3 separate regions of the Mus musculus genome follow, and all the other regions are linked to region 1. A link is a loop called in an ENCODE intact Hi-C map of the cell type or tissue named here. Cell type or tissue: gastrocnemius. All regions are shown on one strand.

What was found. Hi-C counts contacts between places; a loop is a spot of excess contacts. Peaks named below come from ENCODE experiments on the same cell type or tissue, not always from the same donor. Only the 100,000 strongest peaks of a DNase experiment are listed, where the experiment ranks them.
Region 2: a loop joins it to region 1, with 5 times the contacts of the local background. A loop is called at or near these places in 4 of 42 quality-filtered maps.
Region 3: it touches region 1 in a loop (11-fold over the local background); 34 of 42 quality-filtered maps call a loop at or near these places.

What each region holds. Positions count from the first base shown.
Region 1 is chr6:114,719,761-114,727,760 of GRCm38, reverse strand. Atg7 (autophagy related 7) reads right to left here. Exons shown (of 19, transcript NM_028835.5): 17 at 2,787-2,867. Among named protein-coding and RNA genes, the nearest start is that of Gm52917, 11 kb to the left of the region's middle. In gastrocnemius, a CTCF peak has its summit at 3,653; DNase peaks (open chromatin) are centred at 894 and 3,656; H3K4me3 peaks cover 864 bases; H3K27ac peaks cover 2,054 bases.
Region 2 is chr6:115,263,186-115,271,185 of GRCm38, reverse strand. It overlaps Syn2 (synapsin II), which reads right to left. Exons shown (of 13, transcript NM_001111015.1): 10 at 7,205-7,354. Among named protein-coding and RNA genes, the nearest start is that of Timp4, 15 kb to the right of the region's middle. In gastrocnemius, a CTCF peak has its summit at 3,084 (motif pointing right); a DNase peak (open chromatin) is centred at 3,102; H3K27ac peaks cover 5,683 bases.
Region 3 is chr6:114,923,821-114,931,820 of GRCm38, reverse strand. It overlaps a transcript of Vgll4 not described here. Among named protein-coding and RNA genes, the nearest start is that of Vgll4, 6.0 kb to the right of the region's middle. In gastrocnemius, CTCF peaks have their summits at 2,292 (motif pointing left), 3,192 (motif pointing left), 4,854 (motif pointing left), 5,256 and 1 weaker place; DNase peaks (open chromatin) are centred at 2,254, 3,193, 4,256, 4,844 and 5 more places; H3K4me3 peaks cover 1,575 bases; H3K27ac peaks cover 2,045 bases.

The sequences.
Region 1 (8,000 bases):
CCCCGGCCCCTTCCTATATTTGAAGCTAAACCAAGCAGGAGTAGAGTGAGCCTCTCTTTGGGGTGGGAGTGAAGGGGGATGGATACTGGAAACCAACAAAGGAAAACATCACCTCATGGGAACAAGAGACAGAGGCTTGGTCCTCAGTGGGACGGGCTTCTAAACACCACTACCACCTCCACAATGGCTGGAGAAGACAGAAGGCAGGAGGCACAAAAGAGCTGGAGCTGAGGAGAGTCCTAAAATTCAAAGTTCTGGACTTGACATTTTGGCGCACTCATGAACTCGGAGAAACTATGGCTACCTGCAGGAGTCCTAGGTAAGACAAATCCAGTCAAAATTCCAGCCCAGATGGTTGAGGTATGACCCAGGCCCCCATCTCTTCCTGGAAAGCTACTGGCAGCTGATAGCTTCTGGGGGAGGGAGAATTATTCTCTCTTGAATGTGTGGCCTTGATAGAGGATTTCCCAAGTCCTTCCCCACATCCATGTACATGCAGAAAGTGTAGTGGGACTAAGTAGGTTAAGGGTGGGGGCATGTGGTAGGGAAAGGCTGTGTTGGAGGATGGTTTAAGGGGAGTTGAAGAGAAGAAACAGAAAGATATGCTAATGTGTCATTGTATACATGTATGAAATTCCTAAGACTGAGGAAAAATTTTTAAAAAAATGACTTCATGAATATCAAAGGAAAAATTTGTAGAACTTGCTTTTAGCTCCAAAGAATTTTGATTCAAACAGCAGCAACTCAGACATGACTCAGTATAAAAAACATCCTGCTGAGTAAGCGTTAAGCAAGCTCTCATAGAGCGAGCGATTCCGCTTAATTGGAATTGTCATTTCGAAGAATCAACGCTCGGAGAACAGATGATGCAGATGGCAGGGAGGGGGGCCAAGAAAGTAAATGAGGGGCTTCTCCTGGAAAGAGGTGCAGCCTTCTCGGCACAAAGGAAACCCAATATCCAGACCACATGAAAAGTGATCGCTGTGGGACAGTGCAGCTGTGAAAATCCACATCAGGTTGTATTAACTCGCCTGGCAAGTTTGTGTAACGCAGGACTCTGAATGGCCACTGACAGGAAATAACTCTGGTAACAAAGACACCATACCTGTGTTTAATCTCATGCTTCCAAGGAGGGAGGACAAAAATACAAAAAGCTATTCTTTCTTAAAGAAAAAAGAGGGGCAGCCTGAGGTACCCTTGGGCTTCTTTATAGACAGACAGCATCTTATGGGCTGATTTAATTAGAAACAGAGCAGGAAAGCAAATGCTCACATTTCTCTGAGAACCCAATTATCTTCATTTCATTGATGAGCTAGACCTACATAAAGCCACAGAGACACTTCTGGCATGGGCACCAAAGGATTTCAGTTTGAAAATAATCCAGCCAAGTTATTTGGAGAGCAATTAGTTCAGCCGTACAATGAAAAGACAGACAGACAGACAGACAGACAGACAGACAGACAGACATTTCCACTAAGGAGCACACAGCCCTGAGACCCTGTCCCTGCAAACAGATGTGCACATTACCACCCTCAGGGTCCTGCCAAAGAGGATACAGGATACCTTGAGAAACAGCAAGAAGAATGGGCTCAGAGGTCATCTACCCACAAATTATAAGGTTTCAATCTCAACCAGGCACTTGAGATGCCCAACAATAAAGCAGGCTTAGTTTACTCTCAGAGCAGAAAGGAAAACAAACCACTCTCCACTCGGGAGTGCCTAGATTTAACCAAATCCATTACTGTGGCTTATCTATCCCAGATTCCACTGTTAGGTAAACAGGTCAGGACAGAAGCCACTCTAAGTAGACTTTTCCTAGAATTCAATTCCCTCAGCTCTGCCCATTGCAGGAGGCATAGCAGGGAAACCTCAGACCTCTGAGAAACGCCATCTTGGGATGAGTGACCCCCATAAGCTACTCTGCATAGCACCCCAAGTAGGAGCTGGAGATGGGGAGGTTGAAGGCTTAAAGTGGTGGCTCTCAACCAGAGGGTTGTGACCTCTTTCGGAGAGGAACGACCCTTTCACAGGGGTTGTGTATCAGATATTTACATCATGATTCATAGCAGTAGAAAAATTATAGTTATGAAGTAGTGACAAAAATAATTTTATGGTTGCGGTCACCATAACATGAGGAACTGTCCTAAAGAGTCGCAGCATTAGGAAGGTTGAGAAGCACTGGCTTAAAGGGACATCCAAAGGGAATCAGCTGTCACGTACAGTACACATGCGAGAATAACTCAGAGCCTATTAAAAACTGAGATGCCATGTCGTTTTGAGATACATCAGCCGGTTCCCATTACAGTGGACAACAGCCCTGCTCTATTTTTAGAGCTGCTGGAAAGATCAAAGAGGAAGGGGCCTTGTTCCGGCCTCCCAATCCAGGCCCCTCATCTCTGCTTGCTGTTCCTTTGCATTAGGAACATCTCCAAAACACAGCTGGGCCTGCCTGAAACCCCCACCTTCTGGGGAAAGCATAAGAAGCTGCACTGCTGAGTAGATGCGAGGAAGGAACCCCTCAGGCGGGGACCGAGACACTCAGGAGAGCTTTATGACCAAACTGAAAGTACTGTACAGCAAGAGCTGACCCAGCAGCTAGCTCAGGCTCTCTGCACACTAGGACCTGAGATTTCCCAAGCTGGCTTCTGTGGATGAATGCAGATCAACAGCAGCAGGACCAAGCCTACCGGGCTCCCTTCCTCTACTCACGCACGCATGCACGCACCACCCCACTGGCCCGAGTGGGTTAGGATGAGGTTAAATTGCTCAGAGGTAAAATGACTTACTTTGGGTGAACAGGCTGTACATTTATCAAATGCCAGGCTGACAGGAAGAACATTATCGAACCGTGACAGAAAACCCCGGATCTAAAACCAAACAGAACAATTACTCATTAGGTCAGGGATAAACACAGCTATAATGATGCATGTCTGTGGGTGACAAGGAGGAAGAAATGGTTATTATGGGTCCTGACACAGGCGATTCTGTGAATGTAAGTTCCTCCCCATACGGTGATAGGTTTGAGAGAACTATTCTGACTCTTTATTCCCACGATGTACATGATCTTTAAATGTTTGAGACCTAAAAGCACATTTACTTTAAAACATAAAAAGCAAGGTGGAAGACCTCAAGCACTGTCTCGGGGTTGGGGTGGGTTTTAGTCGGTAGGATCCCTGGCTAGCATACACCAGGCTCTGCTCCATCACCAACACGGCATACGCCCGGGCATGGTGGTGAGGATCAGGAGTCCAAAGCCATCCTTGGCTACATAGCAAGCCTAAGGGCAGTCTGGGCTACAGGAGACCTTGTATGAAGAACAAAACAAACAGAAAGTACTGTTTTAAGAAATGCCTGAGAGCTAAGGTGTAGTCCAATGGCAGGTTGCTTGTCTGGCATGTAGGAGGCCGGGGTTCCACCCCAGCATTACAAAACAGAACAAAACTCAGACTTCTAGGTTGCTCTGACTCGCTTCTCTTATGGAAATACAGAGGCCGGGTAAGTGTGCATTTCCACAACTCTGTGGTGGCTTCTCAAGGGCAGACAACTTGGGAATAACAAAAGGCAAAGGTAGGCACACTGACTAGCTGCTGAATGCAGACCCCGCGGAAATAAAAACACGCAGTCACAGCATTGATGGGGAAACAGCACCACCTTGAGCAGAAACATCTGATTGCAACCAATAAATCCACTTTTAGAGCAGCTCGTGGGTTCCACCCACCACGGCTGAGTGGTGATGGAGCGCTGCTCCCCCTTGTATGTACCAGGAACATAGCATTTATAAAACTTGTAATAGTAAAGCCTTGATCATTTCCACAGAAGCCAGCATCCGCAGTAAGCAAGATAACATGAATCTTGAAAGTTCATTTATTTGATGCCAGAACTCCCAGTTTTAAGGTCATGAAACGTATGATCAGGTGAAGCAGCCTGGCATGGGTGGGCAGGAGGAAATAAAATCTGGTTTCTAGTGGGGCCTGTCTCAGGTTCATACTGCTGTCGTGGTCACCATGACTAACGGTGGCATCGCAGTTTCCTATTACTGTGAGAAACACCATAACCAAAAGAATTTGGGGGAGGAAAGGTTCATTTCAGTTTACATTTCCACATCACAGTTGATCACCAAAAGAAGTCAGGGCAGGAACTGGAGGCAGGAACTGAAGCAGAGATCACGGAGGAATAATAAAGAATATGCCTTGTTCATCGTGGCTTGCTTACTTATAGAACCTCAAGCCACCTGCCACACCCTCCACCCACATCAATCACCCATTAGGAGGCAGAGACAGGTGGATTTCTGAGTTCGAGGCCAGCCTGGTCTACAAAGTGAGTTCCAGGACAGCCAGAGCTATACAGAGAAACCCTGTCTCAAAAACAAACAAACAAAAACAACAACAACAAAAAACATCAAAAAACAAAAAACAAAAACAAAAAAAAGAAAGAAAAGAAAATACCCTACAGGCTTGCCCACAGGCTAATCTCATGGAGACTTTGTCCTCAACAATCATTCCTTCTCACATTTGTCTAGGCTGGTATCAATCAGCAGGTGGACCTCCATAGCCAGATGGCACCTGGCTCCCCGGCACCCTCTTTTTAGGTAACAGCATTCTCTTTTATGTCTTCATAATTTTCCTCTGCTTTCCTCTTTTAGAGCCAGAGATCAGACCCAGTGTCTTAGACTTGCCGAGCACAGCCTCTCCCATTAACTTCAATCACCTCATTTAAACAGTGCCCCTCCCCACCCCCGCAGGGTCCATGATTAAGCACAGGCATGCAGAGGCCAGAGATCAGGTGTCCATCATTCTCCACCCTATCACTTTACAACAGCAGGAAGGCTGGCCAGCAAGCTCTTGGGACCTGCTTGTCTCTGTCACGATGGGCCTACAGGTACACAGTTTCTCCAGGGCCCCATCATGTCAGGTAAATAGAAAAAGGGACACAACCCTCTCAACTCTCTTTACTCAGAGCCATTTTGAATGAACAGCTAAGTTCAGATGAACACAAAGCCTGATGCTGTTCACAGAGGTCTCCATTTGCTGGGTTGCAACCCACAGCCTGATGGGAAGTGTATTCTCACTTCCAGCACACCCAATCTCGAGAAAGCCTACAGGCCATTTCTAGAGCCCCTTCAATCCCAGAGCAAAAACATACTGTCTCAGTGAGGGTGACTACTGCTGTGATGACCAAAGCAAGCTGGGGAGGAAAGGGCTCACATCACCACAGTTCCACAACACAGTCCATCATCCAAAGCAGTGAGGGCAGCAACCTGGAGGCAGAAGCTAACGCCAAGGATGGGTGCTGCTTACTGGCTTGCTCCTCATGGCCTGCAGAGCCTGGGTTGGGTCCCTGGAATCCATGTGTTAGAAGGAGAGAACTGACTCCTACATGGTAAATACATATGATCAAAAGATAAGATGCATGCATGCTCTGTTCACAGTGTGCCTCACACACACCTAAGCTACTTTCATACTGAGGTCTTTTAAAGCAATTGGAGCTAACACATTCCCACTAAATGCTGTTGAAAGCGGCCCGCACAGCTGTCTCTATTCCGTGGTGGCACATGGAGCTTCTGTTGTCATTTCTGTTCTGTAGGAACGGCGGCTGCTAAACTTAGGAACAGAGGTTGGGACCAGAACTAGAGGGAAGGGAGAGAGTAAAACTAGTTAAGAAGCTGAAAAAGAGAGGAGAGGAGAGGGGGGGAGGGGAGGGGAGGGGAGGGGAGGGGAGCGGAGGGGAGGGGAGGGAGAGAGAGAGAGAGAGAGAGAGAGAGAGACAGACAGAGAGACAGAGAGAGAGACAGAGAGAGAAACAAAGGCCAACAGCAACACAGGTGTACCCCAGGAGTCAAGCCATCTCAAACCAGTCCCATGGCTAATCTTTATTCATGGCATGAAGAGTCTAAAATCCTTCTTTTGCAAGTGCAAATTCAGTCATGCCACAGATGTTTGTTTATTTTTGACAAAAGGACTCACTCTGTAGCTCAGGCTTGCCTTATACTACAGTCACCCTTCTCCCAATACTGGGATAAGAAGGGTGAGCCCTCATACCCAGCTACCTGCTGGAAAACACCTTCTCCAGCACATGTCATCAGTTGGCCACGTATGTGAGAGCTCGAAGTTAAGAACAAGCTCTGCAGTATTCCCATACAGCAGGGCTATAGACCATGAAAAACTGAGAGTCTACAAATGATGTCTTACGTGTATGGTCAACTCCTATCCCTCAGCCTGACAGGAATGCATAAAATGAATGGAGCAGAGGCTGCTGCCAACAGTTCAGCACTATCCTTAGCTATCCTTCACAGAGGCCAGGCATCATCTCACAGTCCAAGAAAGTAAACATCTACCCCAGATTAGAATCCTTCCCACATTTTCTAGGAAAGAACACCACTATTCCACCTTATGGGCCAAATATTTAAATTAAAAAGGTCTGTAAAGTGTCAAAGATTCTGTTCTAGGCCCTTTTATGTGTTTCAAGACTTATTTTATTTAAAGTGTGTGGTATGTGTGCTCATGTGTGCAGTGCCCACTGAGAGAGGTGCTAGGATCCTGGGGGCTGACAGTTGTGAGATTTCGGACTTGGATACTGGGAACTAAATGTGGGTCCTCTGCAACAGTAATGTGTGCTCTTAACCACTAGGCTATCTTTACAGTCCCCACTCTCCCCTTTCAGAGGTGAAAGCACTAAGGAGAGGCACTGTGAAAGCTGCCCATACAAAAATCTGATGTGTAGCTGCTGCGGGCTGAGGTTGGACTATAGAGGACATCAGCACAAAGGAACAGCTGGGGGGACAGAAACACCAAGTCTCCTCTGTGGAGGTGAGTAGCAGTGCAGGTTTTTGCCAACACTTATTAAAGTCGACTTATTTCAACTGTAAATTATGCCTCAGAAATGCTAATTTAGAAACAGTTTATATATTTGGTAGTTTCAACAAGATCAGAATGAAAAGTTCCTGCACGTCCTATACCCGCAAATAATCATCAGCTTAAGTGTCCAGTTTAGCTGAAAACTAACAGTTTTCCTTTAATCATTTCTGGTTCTTGATGCTAATCCCAGGGCCTTGTGATTGCTACATTCTAGCACAGAGCTATGTGCCCTCCTGCCCAGAAGAAAAGATACGCCTGAAATATGTTTCCTTGCTGCTACTGCATTTGGAGGGCCCTGGACGAGAGCTACCTAAGCTTCCTTGGCTCCTGCCCTGTAAGTCACTGTCAGAGCCTATACAGGCAAAGCAGGCAGGGTGAGATCTCTGTTGCAAAGCACAAGTCCTGGGCTATCCCTGAGCTTGGCCATCAGTGCTCTGAAGACAAGAGATGCTGCCCTGGGTGTGAGGTGAGAGGCAGCAGCAGGATGCACAGGCCATGAGCTCAGGGCTGTTAACAGGGGGGCTGGGGGGTGGGGGTGGGGTTGACAGTCCTGTGACTGTCTTGCATTGTGGCCAGACTTCATCAGGTATACAAGGCCCTCCAGAAAATGCACCTAGCAACAGAGGTTAGTTCACCAAATGGGTCTGGTTCCATGCCACCTGAGGAATGTGACCATCTCTGGAAGGAATGCCACCACAAAGTCTTTCTTTCTAGGGTGGTGCATCTCCAATGACCATGGTTCTGGAGGTTTCCAGTGGTGGCCCTGAGCTGTGCTGGTAAAGGTATAGTCTGGAAGGGCTCAGAGGTGACTGATGGCAGGGCAGGGATGGGAATCCCTGGATTGGGTTGTAATTTTAGCTAAAATGCCTCCAGTTTTACGAGGGTTCTTCATACGTCTAGTCTGCTCTCCATGCAGGGGCCAAGGCTTCCCGTTGTCATGCCCGGTAGGGATGCAGACATCCACATGCACGTGTCAGGTCGTCTGCACGCACTGGTCCTGTGGCAGCTTGGCTGGGTGTCACTGCATCCAATGACCTTCCACACTTTCCAGATTAGATAAGCAAGACTCAGAAATGACCCAGCCTTACAAGCACCAAAGAGAAAAGCCAGCAATCTCAGCTCTGGTTTATTTTGGCTCGAAAGCCT
Region 2 (8,000 bases), 540 kb before region 1:
ATATCCTGCTCTGCTGGGTCTGTGGGGCTTTAGCAATCAAAGGGGCTGGGGGGCAGAAGAGATGAATGTCCCATGAAGCAGCTGGTGAAGTGACAGGTCAAGCATCTGGCTATCAATGGAGGAGAGCAAGTTTCCTCATACGGCACCACGAGTGCCCAGGTTTCCCTTTCTTTCCTTCCCCCTCACAGGCATACCAAAAAGCCCCGGTGCATGGTATTACACAGACCCTTCTGAGCTGGGGGTCAGATGGTCCAGCTCTTCTTAGCAGCCAGGTGACTCTGGATAGGTCATCTTCATTGTCTTTCCTGATATGTCAACACATAAAGAATTACAACCTCCATATCTCACATAAGAGTTTTGAGGCTTAAAAACATCAAATGAGCTTTATAAACTATAAAGTCCTAGCCAGTGAATAATATATGGTAACGCCATTGTTTTTGTTTAAATAAGAGTAAATCTACAGTGTGAGAACTACATGTATCAATGGAAAAGATATTGCTAACTAGTTTCCTGTCATCTTGTGCACACGGAGGGTAGTTCTTGTGTGGGGGATTTGGGGTTGGGTTAGACCATGCCTTCTCTCTATACATCACTGCCTTAGTTTGGGCAAGATCCACTCAATTGCAGATCACTGGCCTGAGAGAGAAACGTAGCCCATGAGGATCTATGGGGGTTTTGCTGAAGGTACATCTAATTTCCCACCCTGTGGCTTTTGTTAGACAGACTGGCAGAGGAGCTCCTATCTAAGTGAGGCCCCAACAGGATGGAAAGCTGAGGAAGGAAAGACATTGAGTGACTCAACTTTTGAGAATTGTTGGCTTAACACCAGCTGCCCCCACCAGGAGGAAGGCCTGTGCTTGCTCAGCATATCTGAGACAGGAAATTGGGAAAGGGTCCCAGGGTCTGGCCCCAGGAAAGGGGCCAGGCCAAGCTCCTTGCTGGCCACGCCACAGAACTATTCTGATCAGCTCCCCCAGGCCTTGCTTCCCCGGTCCAGTACTCCAGGGAGAATGAAGCAGCAGGAAGGAATGTGGTCAGGAGGTTGTAGAGCAAAGGGGACAGTATGTTTTCAGCACCTTGAGACCTTTCAGTTGCCACTGCCCCTTTCCTTCCTCTGCAAGGGTATAAAAGGTATCCAGGAATGAGATGATGCCCCTTCCTTCCCAGGGGAATTACTCTTGGGCAAAGACCACTGCCTGGATAGTGGCCCTTCCATAACCTGAGGACACCAGAAATGGTCCGTGGGGGCCACAAGTCCTATGGGGGCTCTGAGGATCAGGTCACCCTAGGTCAGAATGTCAGTTTTGAGTGATTAAAGATGTCCATGAAAGTAAAGACAATCCCAAAATAACTGGTTTCTCTTAATAGTTCGTTAAGGGATCTAGTCACTGGTGGCTTTATCTGAACCTGCCCCCAATCTCCTGGAGTTCTCAGCTTCTACTCACTGGGGAACACGTTCTCTCAAGCCGGGCCTGCTGTGGGAAGCAGGAAGGCCTTGGTTTGTCCTAACTTTACCTCTTAGAACAAGTGAAACAGTCCTGATATGGGATTGAAGGGATGGTTGTGCCTCTCCCTAATCGTCCAGCCCTGGAGGCTGTTCTCAGAGTGAAGAGATCCCCTCTCATCTTGGTCTCCTTGTACAAGTTCACAGAAAAATTTATCATATATGTATGAGTGTTTGCCTACATATATGTATGGGTGCCGTGTGCATGCTTGGGGCCCACAGAAGTTAGAGAAAAGTATCTTTAATCCTTGCAGATAGCTGTGAGCTAGGAACTAGAGGGGGCCCTCTGCCAGAGCAGCCAGTGCTCCTAAGCACTGAGCCATTGCTCCAACACCTCCCACCCCAGTCCTTTTATTCTAAGTTTTTCCCACTACCTCTCCCAGGTCTGGTGGTTACACTCAGCCTGGAGCACAGTACTCTAGTTCTGGAAGGTTCTGAGAGCTACTTGCCTCATCAGCCCCCACCCATCCTGTCACCACCTCCCCACCCAGTAAGTAGCTTATCCTGCTGAAATCTGAACATTAATGTGACAGTCACATGGTCCCGAGCAGCAGTTGCTGCTCTCAGTATCGGCGAGTTGATTCCTTAATACAAGGTCAAAGCCTGTCTTCCAGCAGATTTGCCTCTGGGACCATTTCTAATCCGTGACGGCATCAGAAAGCTAAAGACATTGAGTCATAGCCTTCTGGAAACAGCTGGTAGTCAACTGAAGCTCCTTTAGCTTATGTTGTTTGGTCTGAGACAGAGGTCCATGTATACTAAGCTAACATCAAATCTGCTGTATAGTGAAGGATGACCCAGAGCTTTTGATTCATATATCTCCACCGAAAGAAGGCTGAGATTACAAGGGAGCCACCACACCTGGCTTATGCCTATGCTGGAGACTGATCCCAAGGCACGCACGCTTGAGTCGTGGTATACAAGTACTCTGCCAGCTGAACTACATCCTCTGTTGCCACAGCTCTCTTACTTTTGTCCATAAAGTAGATGAGCCACAAGCCCCAACATCCTGGCCTCTCCTCTCAGTTGGAATCCATCCTGTTATATTACCACCCTTGGACTAGAAGCAACATTCAGTGTGTTTTCTGATCAGTTCAGGCAGTGAGAGAGAGAGAGCGAGCTTCACTTTTTCCCAGATGCACATCAATGCAGGTCAATGCTTCCCAAGGCCTGGTCTTAAACTTGGTCTCTATGGACCTCATCCACAAGCCAAACAGGGAGCTGGTAAAATATATAACAATGGGGTGCCAGAGAAAGACCAGGACCAGATTCACTGAATCAGCACCTGAAATTCTGGCCACCTGAAGGTGGGAGTCTAGGAAGCAGCTCCAGCTCTCCGCAGCCCCAGCTTCAGGCCTGTCTCAGATCCTGGTGATTCATCTCACACTTCTCAGGGGTTTCTCAATTGTCAAGCTGTTCTTGACATAGTCAGTGGTCCTGGGTACTAGGTTTTTCCTAAGCCCTAGAGATGGAAGCAGTAAGCAAGTTTCTACTCTAAATGACTGAGTATGTTTGGGGGATGGGACAGCAGGGGTACCAGGCAAAAGGCTAAGTATGAACCACAGAGGCTCTGCAATCATTGGCCACAAGGTGTCACTGCCACCCTGAGAACAGCATACCACTGTAGAGGTTTCATTGCATGGGACAGCCTGGAGGTTAATATTCCAGCCAGGCTGAGACCTAGTCATTGACAGCCAAATGGAGCTTTGTTGTTGACCGCTCGCTCTGCTTTTGGTGATGTGGTCAATGCCTCCCTGACTCTTGGGAGGATGCACAGTGGTTAGCTAGCTTATGTTTTCCAAGTCACAGTTCTGTCCTGGTCCTCTTCTATATTACTGGGCAAAGAGCAAATCATGGGGCTATGTGATTCAAGCTGTAAGTTCTTTCTCATTCAGCCTGTGGTTGCATGGTCACAAATGAAGCTAACAAGAGTGGCTTGGGTGAGGAGTGGCATACATGACACATGCAGGGGTTTGGCAGGAGATGTGACATGTAGGCTGGGACCCAGGCAATGATTCTTGATTTATAGCTCTTCTGTTTGCATGCTACCAAGGGTCCCTTAGGATCCTGACATTAATCCCAAATAGGATGAGAGGGCCATCAAAGGTGCTGATTACAAATGGGGACACATCATCAGTCATGTTCTGTGTCACCTACAGGGGCAGAGGTAGCATAAGAAAAGCAAGTTAGGATAGGAATTCAGTAACAGGTCATTATAAATGACAAAGGTAAACTATTCCTAAATGCAGAGGTATTAAAATTAGATTTATATTTGTTATTGTAGTTTACCTTTTCTACAGACAACAGAGTGCAACTTGGGCAAACTGCTCTCAACCACCTTTTTTAGAGCACCTGTGATGTTCAGTCATGTGCTGCATAACAATATTTAGGTCAATGATTGGCCACATATATGCTGGTGGGCTCATGAAATCACATCGCCTAGTGATGGCCTCTTAGTTTGTCTAGGCCTGCACTGTACTGATGAAGTCACATGAGATCCCACCTGGAGAGCCCTGTGTGACTATAGTCAGTGGCTGCTAGATTCTGGATGCTTTCTAAGCCCTTTAGATGAAATGATGAGCAGATTCCTGTTTACAAAGAGCTTGCATCCTGGCAGGAGTGAAGAACAAACAAAGAGGGAAGAACAATCTCTCCTGATAGAAAGTAGAAAACCACAACTCCAGGAGGAGAGGCAGCAGCTGCTGAGCAGGCGGCATCTTTGGATGATTGAAGAATGTTAGTTATACTGTGGTGAAAGTTTCTTTACCAAAACAGTGAGCCGTGCCAAAAACAAAAGAGGGAAATCATTTTAGGGAGAGGCTACAAGAGAGGCATAGGCCATTGAGATCGGCATTGCTACGACAGGAACACAAAATGTAAGAGGGCACGTGGGCGAAAGGTAAGTGAGAACCTATGTAAACAGCCTGGGGAAATTTAGGCAAAGGGTGTTGGTGGAAAAGCAAGAACTGTGTGATTCACAGTGGACCCCTTAGACCGCATGTATCAGTTTGCCATCTAGGGTGGGAGGGATGTGTGGATAGCTCAATCGGATCAGTTAGGCTTAGGTAATGAATTCCCAGCAATGACTCTGAACAGTGACGCTCAGGTGACCCTTCTGATTGGTGATATCCCTGAGATATTACCAATGGATGCAGGGAAAGAGATATACTCCAGGGGCAACAGAAGCTTGCTTTTAGACCTTCTCAGATTCTTCACTATGCATTTTCCTGTGGCTTGGTTTTGATCAGAATTGTTTTCCACAACATGCAGTGACTGTGAGTATAATTTTCAGTGAGTTCCTGGATGCCTGCAGAGTTCTATTAGAATTCCAGAACTTTCAGTTGATGTCAGAAGGGAAGATGGTCTTACTGCGTAATGTCCTCTATTAAAGTTAACTAGGCCTTAGTGAGACATTGTGCAGGACTATGCCCTCAGACTTTGTGGTCTGGCCAACTGCAGGTGACCCTGGTATTGGATGGGATCCAGAAATCACCCATTTAACTCCATTTTACAAGTGAGGAAACAGTCTGGAGAGGCTGGGAGGGAGGGTGTGTCATAACAGGGGAGTATCCTGGTTGCCAGTGTGCTCTGCTGAGATGCTTACACTGAAAATACTTATTGTTTGTTTTTAAAAGGGGGAATATTATGGTTTGGATATGATTTGGGTGTTGTCCCCTTAGGGTTCCTGTGCTGAAATTAAGCCTGCAATGTGATTAACTGGTTATCATTAACTATTTACAGAGGCATTCTAGGATCTGGAAGGAATACTGGGACACAAACATCTTGATTTCATTACATTTACAAAATTATAAAATTTAACCACTAAGTAATTTGCCAGAGCCAGATGTCAGAAAAAGGGAAATGCTCACCAGCAGTAATAGATGGTGTGACACTGCACAATGCCACCCTCAACTTGGACATCCCAGAGAGTGAGAGCCAACCTCTGTCACCCAGAAGCTCCCATTTTCTGTACAATCGATGAGGATGGAAATATTCCACTCCTTCCCCCCAAATTATTTATGTCTCACTGTAGAGATCTGGTTGGTCTGGCATTCAATTTATATACTAGCAGAGATCTGCCTGCCTCTGCCTCTCCATTGCTGTGATTAAAGGCATATGCCACTGGGCCTGGCTCCAGAGAAAATTTTAGAGCACAAAAGATACTTAGATTGGATTGCCCACAAGAGAGGAATAAACAGACCCAGAAAGGGGCTTAACTTATCAACTGCCACATTATTTCAATTTAATCAATTTGGGTGAAAAGTTTGGTGAAAATATTTATTGTACATCATGTTTTTACCTACCTTAAAAGGTATATATACTACTGACTAAAAATAACAAATCTTTTGGCAATTCAGGTTCATTCCCCTGAATATCAATGTTTCTATCTACAATTCTGCAATGCTCAAGTGTTTAGGGTAATTAGCCTCTACCCTAAATAACCCAGCCTGATTTTCCCTGCCAGGTATAAACTTTCAGCCCTTTATTCGTTCTCACTGAGGGATTTCTAGAAGGCTGCTGGCTTGCTCGTGAGTGCAGTGCAGTCTTGGATGGTACTCGCTCATCTCCACACAACATGCCAATGCTTCTCCAAGCCTCAGACTGTGGGATCCAAATCCAGACCGTACTTCTTGCCTATGCGTCCTTCCCGGTGCTTCATGTTGTTCTGCCTTATCTGAGGGCTTTTTCTTTTTCTCTTAATTCTCATAAAACTCTAGGGATATGGGCCATGGTTACCTTATCTTAACTGTTGCTATGAACCTTTTCCAAGGTCAGAAAGCCAACAGATTCAGGTTTACAATTCACACTTGATGTTCATTTCAAAATGGACACTCTACACTATTCTATTTCTATTTCTATCCCTATAACTCTTTCAAGTTAAATTTTGAAGGATAAGTTTCTAAGAGAATTCTAACAAAAATGGCAAAACCTACGCTTCATTAAAGGAAAGTGATTCCTCACAAAGTCACACAGATGTTTACGGGGAAAGTTCACTAAGACTCAGTTCTTTGATTCACTGTTAACATTCCTACTACCCTAATATATAAAAGCTTAGTGGAGAGAATCATGGAGATATTTATGAAAAATGAGATATCTCCCTCATGGACTCAGAACTTCAAGTCTGAGGTCTTATCTATCCTTTGGATTGTTACAGAGCTCCTGAGCCTAATGTTCTACAGAGGTTTATGTAGATTTTCCAGTAAAGCTGAACCTGACTGATGGGAGTCGTGTATCACACAAACTGAGAACAGTCAACTTCTCTCCCACAGGAACAAAAAGAGATTTCTATTTAAATTTACCTGTCAGTCTCCCCCCACAAGAGGGGACTGACTTTTCCCTTCTTCTACTCAGAAAAATTCTACCCCACACCTGGATGTCCCACAGAGATCCCCTAGTTCAAAACAAGACACCCTGAGTCATAGGCGAAATGGGACGTAGCTCCCTGGAGTCTTTGAGTTCAGGGTGAAGATCTACTACCCTGTCTCTGCATGGTTCTGAAGCTAATACTGCAGACTGCTGAAGGGCGAGGGAGGGGAGCTTTAAAGGGGATACTTGAAGATAACCCAGAGGGGACGGAACCAGAGAGAAGGAAGAGATAGAACTGTGGATCCCAGCACGTATCTGACCTCTGCTTCCTCCTACAGTCACAGTGTCTGGAGCAGAGGCTCATGACTGCTGGGACTCTTTGCAGTTCCTTACCTGTGGCTGTTGGGTGGTTAAAGGTCTCTGTGGAGACAGGGCAGGAGTCCTGGACAATAGCTGGTTCATCTTGCTGATGACTAGATCAGTGATGAGTTGTCTGTCCTCCACTTGGTGTTCCCCAATCAATGGCATGCTGCAGTCCATGACCTAATGGAAGATGTGACCAGGTGAGGAAGAAGTCTAGAAATGTAAAGGCCCTTATGCAGTGTGGGAACAAGTACAGTTTAAGTCAGCAAAGTGTATTGGTTAGCTAGAATGGTGTTCCTCAGCAGAGACAGGAACCGTTTGTTTCTGCTGCAAACATCTGCCATGACCACTTTCCTTTCTCTCCTCCTGGACCAGGGTTCTGAGATGCTAACTACTGGGAGTAAGAAGAAGAAGAAGAAAATCAAGGAGAGGGCATGGCCTGGGGCTGAAATCTCACAGGGAGAGGAGCAGGAAGGGAATGCCGTAAGAGCAGGCAGTTTTCATCCTTTGATATTTCAGTCTGTCTCCAAACACGCTATGCTCATTAACCGGCCTGACTCCTGTCCTTGCTCCTGGCCAGTACAGTTTCTCTGCTTGCCACTCATCTTGATTCTTCCTGTATCTGGGGCAATGTGTCCTTTAGGAAATGTCCACTTTAGAAGACTCAAAGATTCTGGGGTCCAACTCTCATTTGCAGAGGATAAACAGGCTTACCAGAGAGGGTGATATGGTTATTGAGAAAGCTCCACGCTAAGCAGGCCATGGAGTGAATTTTGAATCTAAAGCCCACTTTGGCCTCCTGATCCTGGTATTCTGAAACACCAAT
Region 3 (8,000 bases), 200 kb before region 1:
ATGTACACAGCAGGCTGTTGCACATTTCATGAGGGTACTTTGACCACCTTGCTCACCCAAGCTCACTTTCTTGTTGAACATTAAATGTGCATTCATAAGGGGGAAACGGAGGGACTCGAGTTTTCTCTTTGATGAAGAGTCCTTGGCCACACGCCAGGCCAATAAAGTGAAAGATCCAGACCGAATTCCCGCCTTCTCGTTCTCCGCGGCCTTCCTGGCATATTGAACTGGCACCCGTTTTTGTTTTTATTTTCGTCTTAATTAGTCATGCTACTGAAAGCAGGCACGCAGCCGTGATCTGCCGAGGGTGTGGAAGGGTGCTCCTGGCTCAGCGATTGGAGGGAAATGGTTGCTGTATGTGTCAGCCTTCCCTGGGAGGACACGGGGGTGGGGGAGGGTAACCCCCTTCTTGGTGTTTCCAGAGCCAAGCTAGAAACTGTAACCTAGGGCTTCGGTGGCAGCTGTGTCTAAATTTGGCGGCTTGGTTACCGCTTTGGGGAGGGGATGCCCTGAGCTTGCCCACACAGGCAGAGCTTTCTCTCCCCCCTTCCTTACCACGTGCTTTACAGAAGAGGGGGTGGGGGGAGCTTTTATCTGGGTGTAATGTGAATTGGAAGCATTGGGGTTATCGTTTTCTTGGGCATTGGGTACAATGGGAATGCTTATACAGGGACACTGTAGCTGGGATCCTAGAGAAACCATTTCAGACAGAGTGGACGGTAGAGACATTCACAACTAACAGGATCTTCCCTGAAACTTGGGTTAGTGAAGTCCCTTATGGCCACTGTTCCCGGGACTGGCCTCATCCAGATATGTGTGCAACCAGTCCTTCATCCCAGGTAGCCATGTGTCACTCGGTGTGCCCTTCAGAAGGACACAGAACTTGCAGCTGACGGCAAACTATGGCTGCAGAGCTAACCTACCAGGAGTGCAAGCCAGCATCCTGTGTCTGCTATGATCAATACTCTCTTGGCACTGTCTCTTGGCCTGTCTGTTTTTCTCTCTGTCTTTCTTGGTTTGTAAGGAGAGCAGAGTGCTAACGTGCTCCTGTGGTAAGAAAAACTATGTAACCCAGCAGAAGGTGGCGGACACCGCTGTTCTATGCACCAGCGTTGTGTGTCGGGATCCCACCTGGGTGCTGGTGGGGACAAGAGGCTCAGGAGAAAGAGGAGTTCCCAGAATTTGGGTTTTAGACAGGTGCAGGTAGGGTGCCAATGGGAGGGAACCTGCTGTTCTGTACCCGAGTCTACAGGGGACTTTTCAGAGGAGTAGAGAGAGGAGGAGAGGCTGTGCCAGAAGGAAGTCATGAAGGGAGGTGTATCTTCCATTACTACTGTCTACTTAAGTGACAGATGGGTGATCCATATGAGTCCTGGATAGCTGGCAGCTTTTCGGAGCAGTAATCTTACATTTTTCTGAGCAATCAACCTGAGGGTTAACGCCACCTGGGTGTTAAGGAAGCCGTTAAACGGGCAGTGGCAAGACCTTTGTTCCCGCTCTTTTCTCCCCCTTTTTTATGGCTGGTTCTGTTTGCAGTTCTTTGGGGCTGGGGGCAGGGCAGGCCTATCACCCTAACAGACTTGGCATCCTTTATGGAACATGAGGAAACCATTGTGCAAGAAGCCCTAGCTCTGAATTCACCGGTCTGGCCCTAGGTAGCCCTGCATGATTGGGGGGCGGGGTTCTGCCATGCTCATTTACATACCCGGAAGTCAGCAGTTGTGCAGTTACTTGATCAAGTGTCAGAGCCGGGCTGTAAGCCCAATCTTTCCTACGTTTAGGGCTCCTTTACCAGGAAGCCTCTGTCCCCTTAGATAGAAAGCAGGCAGAGTGTCCTGCTTTCTGCCTCTGGTGCCGCCTGCAGTGTCCTTTGCATCCTCCTCCTGTTTGTCCTTCTGGGCTCAGTCTTCTATGCACCCTGATTGCTCTTTCTGAAGAGTCGGCTTTCCTTACCAGGGCTACAGCCGTTATGGTTTTCAAAATCTGCTCAGAACCTCTAGGTTAGGGAGTGTGGCTCAGTGAGGAGTGCTTGCCTAGTATGCTCTAGCATCTCCAGCACTGATGGTAGTATGGGGGCACAGGAGACCTACTGTGTTTCCAAGGCTATCTCATGTGTCACTTAGCTGTGAGATGATTCTAGACTTGTGGCTACCTATGAGGCCACTATGGTAAGAGCTTGCTCCCCTGTGCTGGGAGCCCACATGTGAGATCTGGGGTGAAATCCTCCACTTCTTGAGAACTGGACATTTCTGGACACTGGACTTTCACTGACCCCTACAGGACTATGTTCTCACTGCAGCAAACACAGAAAGCCAGGAGCTGACAGAGTCTGCTGTAAGCAGGCTCTGGCCTGTAAGCAGGGAGGACCCCATTGTTCTCCAGTGTCCTGGCTGTGCTGGATACCATCCATACACTTCAAACTTCAGGCCACTGCCACCCCAAGTGACATTGAATCATTCTGAACTTTGTGTGGCTTATGTACTTTATCTGTCTGCTATAGGCCTTGGGAAGTCTGCTCAATTAGTCTCCCCTTCTTTACATATTATGTAAAGAACCTAGGGAAAAACTTTCTTTTTTTAATGCCAGAAATAAGCCACAGAGTCACGATGTTCACTTGACCATCTCTGCTTTCTAACTGTTTAAAGCGTCAGGAGCCGTAGGGTGTAGCTCCTTTTCAGTGTCCTGGACTCCATCAGAAACACTCACTGCCTCTGGGGCCTGGTGGCCTCTCCTGCTTCCCTCAGTACCCAGATTAGACTTAGAGGTCTCCGTTCCAGTTTGTTCTCAGAAAATAGCTGGGCTACCTAACAGTGCCAAGTGTTGTTGTTGTTAGGTTCTGGGGAAAGTGATCTAAAGAGAGACAGGAGGTGTGAATAGGAGGCCAATACTTGAGGGGTACAGCTGTAAAGAGACAGTGACCCCACTTAGTGCAGCCAGAAAAGACTGGAAATTCTCCGCCAACTGCCTGGGACCAACAGCTTCTGGGAGGGACAGGTCAACAGGAGAGCCTGCTAAGCCCAATTCCCAGACGAAGTAAGTGTGTGTGTATGTGTTTTGCATCAGTTCTAGATGCCTCTGAGCTAGGAAGCCTACCTAAGATGACAGGCCCTTCTATGTAAAGGAATACTGAAGGCTTACATGTAAGGGGGATGTGGTGTCTTAGGTTGGCTCGCAGTGCCCCCTAGTGGTAGTCAAGAGCACTACACCTGTAAGGGTGGGCCGGCAGCCAGGAGCTTCTCACTAGGCCAGTAGTTCAGGGGTCACCCAAGACCATCAGAAACACAGATAATATTTACATTAATAGTCGTCACAGTAGCAAAATAACAGTTATGAAGTAGCAACAAAAGTCATTTTATGCTTGGGTCACCACAGCATGAGAAACCGTTAATAGGATTGCATCATTGGGAAGGTTGAAAACCACTGTTCTAGGAGAAGCATTTTAAAACTGTCTAGGTGTGTACTTGTAAATCCAAACTTCATCTGTCTGGGGTTCCCTGGGCCTGGCTATAGAATTGGGGACTGGACAATGCTTGGCTTAGAAGGCTCCTGACTGGTTCCAGTGGGTGGGAAAACCACCTCTCCTTCCTTTGTGTTTTAGAAACAGGGTTACAGTGTAGCCCAGGCTAGCCTAAAAACATCTGCTCTTTCTATCTCAGGCTCTTATGTGCCGGGGTGACAGTTGTGGATTACAACAACCAACTCTAGAAACTTTGACTTCTATCATATTTACCCACGGCTCACCAGAGTTGGTGCTGTCTGTCCTTCCACCACATGGGGTCCCAGGGGTTGAACTCAGGTTGTCAGATTTGGCAGCAAGCACCTTTATTCTCTGAGGTGCCTCCCAGGTCCCAAACTACACCAGTCTTGTAGATGGAATTCTGGTGGCCATGTTAGTGTCCATTTAAACACAGCATCAGTAAAAACACTGAAGGGGTGGCTATAGGGTGACTCTGGCACATCTCTCTCAGAAAACCTGGGCTCGCTTTGTGAGAAGACTTGAATACTATTGGGCATTATTTGGCTTAACGATATTTTCAACAGAAATACTTATTTCTCTTCTACAGTACTGAATACAGCTGACAGGGTTGAAAGGTAAGAATGGGGCCTAGAGAGATGGCTCAGTGGTTAAGAGTGCTCTGTTGCTCTTGCAGAGGAGCTTGGCTTGGTTCTCAGCATTCACATGCTGTTCACAACTGTCCATTACTCCAGACCCGGGGGATCTGGTGCCCTCTTCTGGCCTCTGAAGGCAATGCATGCATGCATGTTGTGCACAGGCATACACTCAGGCACAAACACATATACACAAAATAAAAATAAATAAATCTTAAAAAGAAAAGAGACCTGACCTTACTCTTGACAATACCATCGAGAGAATTAAAATTGGAACTGGGCTGGGGTGCCGCTCAGGGTGCTTCCCTCGTGTGGAAGTCACTTTGTTGGGCGTGCACATTGTTGGGCGTGGAGAACTGTAGATGTACCAGGGTTCACTAGAGACCGCTCTTTCTGGGGGCGGTAATTTATTTCCTTCCCGCAGCACTGATTTGTTATGAAGGTGGTGGGCAGCGGGGGCGGGGGTGGTGGCAGCTGCGGTGGTGGTTGAAACAGTGTTCTCCTGCACAGACCACTCTGGACTGGACCTCATATCAGTCCTCCTCGGTCAGAGTCACAGGTGCTAGGATTACAGGCATTAACACCACTGTCCTTGGCTTTTTCTAGTTATTTTAAACACTGGAGTGATGGCTCAGCAGTGAAGAGTACTGGCCTCTTTTCGGGAGGTCTGGCCTTTGATTCCTAGCACCCACATGGTGGCTTACAACCTTTGTAACTCCAGTTCTGGTGGATTGGAGCCCTCTTCTGGCCTCCTTGGGTACTGCATGTACATGGTGCACTGGCTTACATGCAGGCAAAATGCCCATACATGTCAAATAAAAGCAAAGCTTAAAAAAAAAGCCACTATTCTGAGCATGTACTCATTAAGTTTGTTTATGCCTTGAGTTCATCTTGAAACCTGCTTCTCTTTAGTCACCTGTCACCAATAGAATTTGTTCTTAATAGTATTTTTTGTTTTAATTTTTGAGATATTTAATGAAGGTGAAGCTATTTGGTAAGAGGCATTTTCTCTTTTAAAATTTTTTAAGAGTCATTTTCAATGACTTGTCTAGGTAAAAGCAAGAGGCTGTTGTATTTGAGAGACAGTTTACACTGGCGACTTCACTTTTCTGAATTGCCAGTGTGATTTAAAATTGGCCCCTAGAGGGAGATGTTGTATTGAAATTTTACATCCTGTTTGAAGAGCGGTTTTATGTCGTTTTTTCCAAATTTCACAAATTTGTATTAAACCCCTTTCAACGGTGCACAAAATGATCCCGTGTTAGTTAAAAGAAGTACTTAGAACTGGTACTGTTTTGCAGGGAACAAAAATTAAGACATAGGTCAATGATATACTTTATGGAACATTTTTGACAGAGTACATTTTAAAACGAGTCAGTTTAAGCAATCCCACATCGCAGAAATAGCCTGATACGCTAGGGTCTTTCCTTGGAAGGGCGTGCTATAGAAGGAACTTGACAGACGATTTACATTTACCTGGCCCAAACTTAGGACCACTTGAAATTTGACTCTATCCCTTCCCCTATGGCTCAGGTCAAGGTGTCCTGCCAATCTAAATTCAACCTCCAGGGGCCAGGGGAAAGTGGAAGGAAAGGCGGCAGAGTTGTCATCTGACACCCCACTCTCCATCCCACTACTAGACAGAGAGACACACACTAGTAAGAAATTTGATTCTTTCTCCTACATTTGGATAACAGGTGTGCCCCTGTTTAAAGACTCCAACTCACACGTTGAAGACCTATTGTGTGTTCGTTGGACTTTATGCATAGTCTGGCAGGTGAGAGCTATACAAAGCTCCTAAGTCTTGCCTTAGAGCTAAGTGCAGGATGGACCTCAAGAACATGGCCTGGACCACTTAGTCCTTCCTTGGTCAGGGTTCCTAGAGGAGAGCTCCCACCAGGTCTTCAACTTTGCATCCTAAAGAAGTCAGTCTTAAGTGGTTTTCCTTTATCATCAATGCAAGGGTATTGTTGTGGTTGTTTTTGTTGTGTTGGTTGTGGTGTCTGTGTGTGTGTATATGTGTGTGTATTTTGAGAGGTTTCTCTGTGTAGCCCTGGCTGTCCTGGAACTCACTATATAGATCAGGTTGGCCTCGAACTCAGAGATCAGCCTGCCTCTGCCTCCTGAGTGCTGGGATTAAAGGTATGTGTCACATGCCTGGCACAAGGTTTTAACTTAAAACTCTATGTAGCACTGTGGCTGTGGCTGACATTCTTGAGGCCCTGGTCCCATCCTGGGCACCACATGATTTCCGTCTTACAATGGCATTGTGGGTATTAAGATAGGTCAAGGGTGAAAGCGCCTTGGCCCATGCTGTGTCTTGGATGGTTGTTTGTACTCTGCTGAGGAATGTGTAGAGGATGTGAACATTCGGAGATGCCTGTAAGCCTGAGTTCTCACACATCCAGCTGTTCAGTTGATGAAGGACACCAGCTCATTTCCTAAAATCTTTTTTGGATTTTTTTTGCTTTTGTTGTTCACGCATCAGTTTAGACTGATTTTAATTGCATGAATGGTGATGGGGAACCGCCTTTAGACAGAAACCATTGTCTAAAAGTGGAACCACTGTGAAATTTAAAGAGAACAGTTGACTGGACTGGAGGCGGGGACCTGATAGCTCAGTGGGGGCTGTGTGTTCCCAGTCTTCCCAAACTTGATACAATGTTCCCTTCTCCGAAAGGCTCAAGTAGGAACATTTGATTCTAATAAGTATCTGAAAGTGCTATCAGGCCCCCGGCTTTTAAGCTGCTCGTGGGTTTGGCTGATGTAGACTAACTCAGTAGTCAGCTTTCTGGCAGGCAGAATGATTGAGTGGTTAGCCTGGGCTTGTGTCTGTGGTGACGGCGCCATCTCTGTTCCACCAGGAGGCTGAGCCATAACCAATATTTGTAGAGTACCTATTGTATGCTGTGGTGAGACTTATACTGACTACAGCTGGGCCTTGGTTTTCGTCTTTTCCACATGTAGTTTACTTTGGTCATCTGATACTAGTATGTGACATAATCTGTGACTAGCAAGAACACACACACACACACACACACACACACACACACACACACACACACATCCCATATAGACATTCACCTCTGCAGCTCTGAACGTTCATAGCTCCCTGTCAACTTTGTGTTTTAAGTCAGGTGCTTCCATCGTGGTCCTTTGAAGGTCTTGTTAATTGCTTAGAATTGTACTGCCTTTAGTTACTAAGCTTTAAAGACACTGCAGTTGGATGTGGTGGCCCACGGTTGTAGTCTTTTTTTTTTTCTTTCCATTTTTTATTAGGTATTTAGCTCATTTACATTTCCAATGCTATACCAAAAGTCCCCCATACCCACCCACCCCCACTCCCCTACCCACCCACTCCCCCTTTTTGGCCCTGGCGTTCCCCTGTTCTGGGGCATATAAAGTTTGTGTGTCCAATGGGCCTCTCTTTCCAGTGATGGCCGACTAGGCCATCTTTTGATACATATGCAGCTAGAGTCAAGAGCTCCGGGGTACTGGTTAGTTCATAATGTTGATCCACCTATAGGGTTGCAGATCCCTTTAGCTCCTTGGGTACTTTCTCTAGCTCCTCCATTGGGAGCCCTGTGATCCATCCATTAGCTGACTGTGGGGGTTGTAGTCTTGATATCAGCAATGCAGAGGCAGGTGAATCATGAGTTTAAGCCAACCTTGACTATAAAGCGAGACCCAGTCTTAAAAACAAAATCACCATCACCAACAAGATGCATAGGAGCTGAAGGGACAACAGAGTGGTTTGTAACACGTTCTGCTCTTACGGAGGATCCTAGTTCCGTTCCCAGCTGCCACATTGGGCAGCTCATCGCTGTCTGTAACTCTAGCTCCAGGGGTTCCAAGAACTCTTCTGGACTCTGTAGGTACCTGCGTCACAT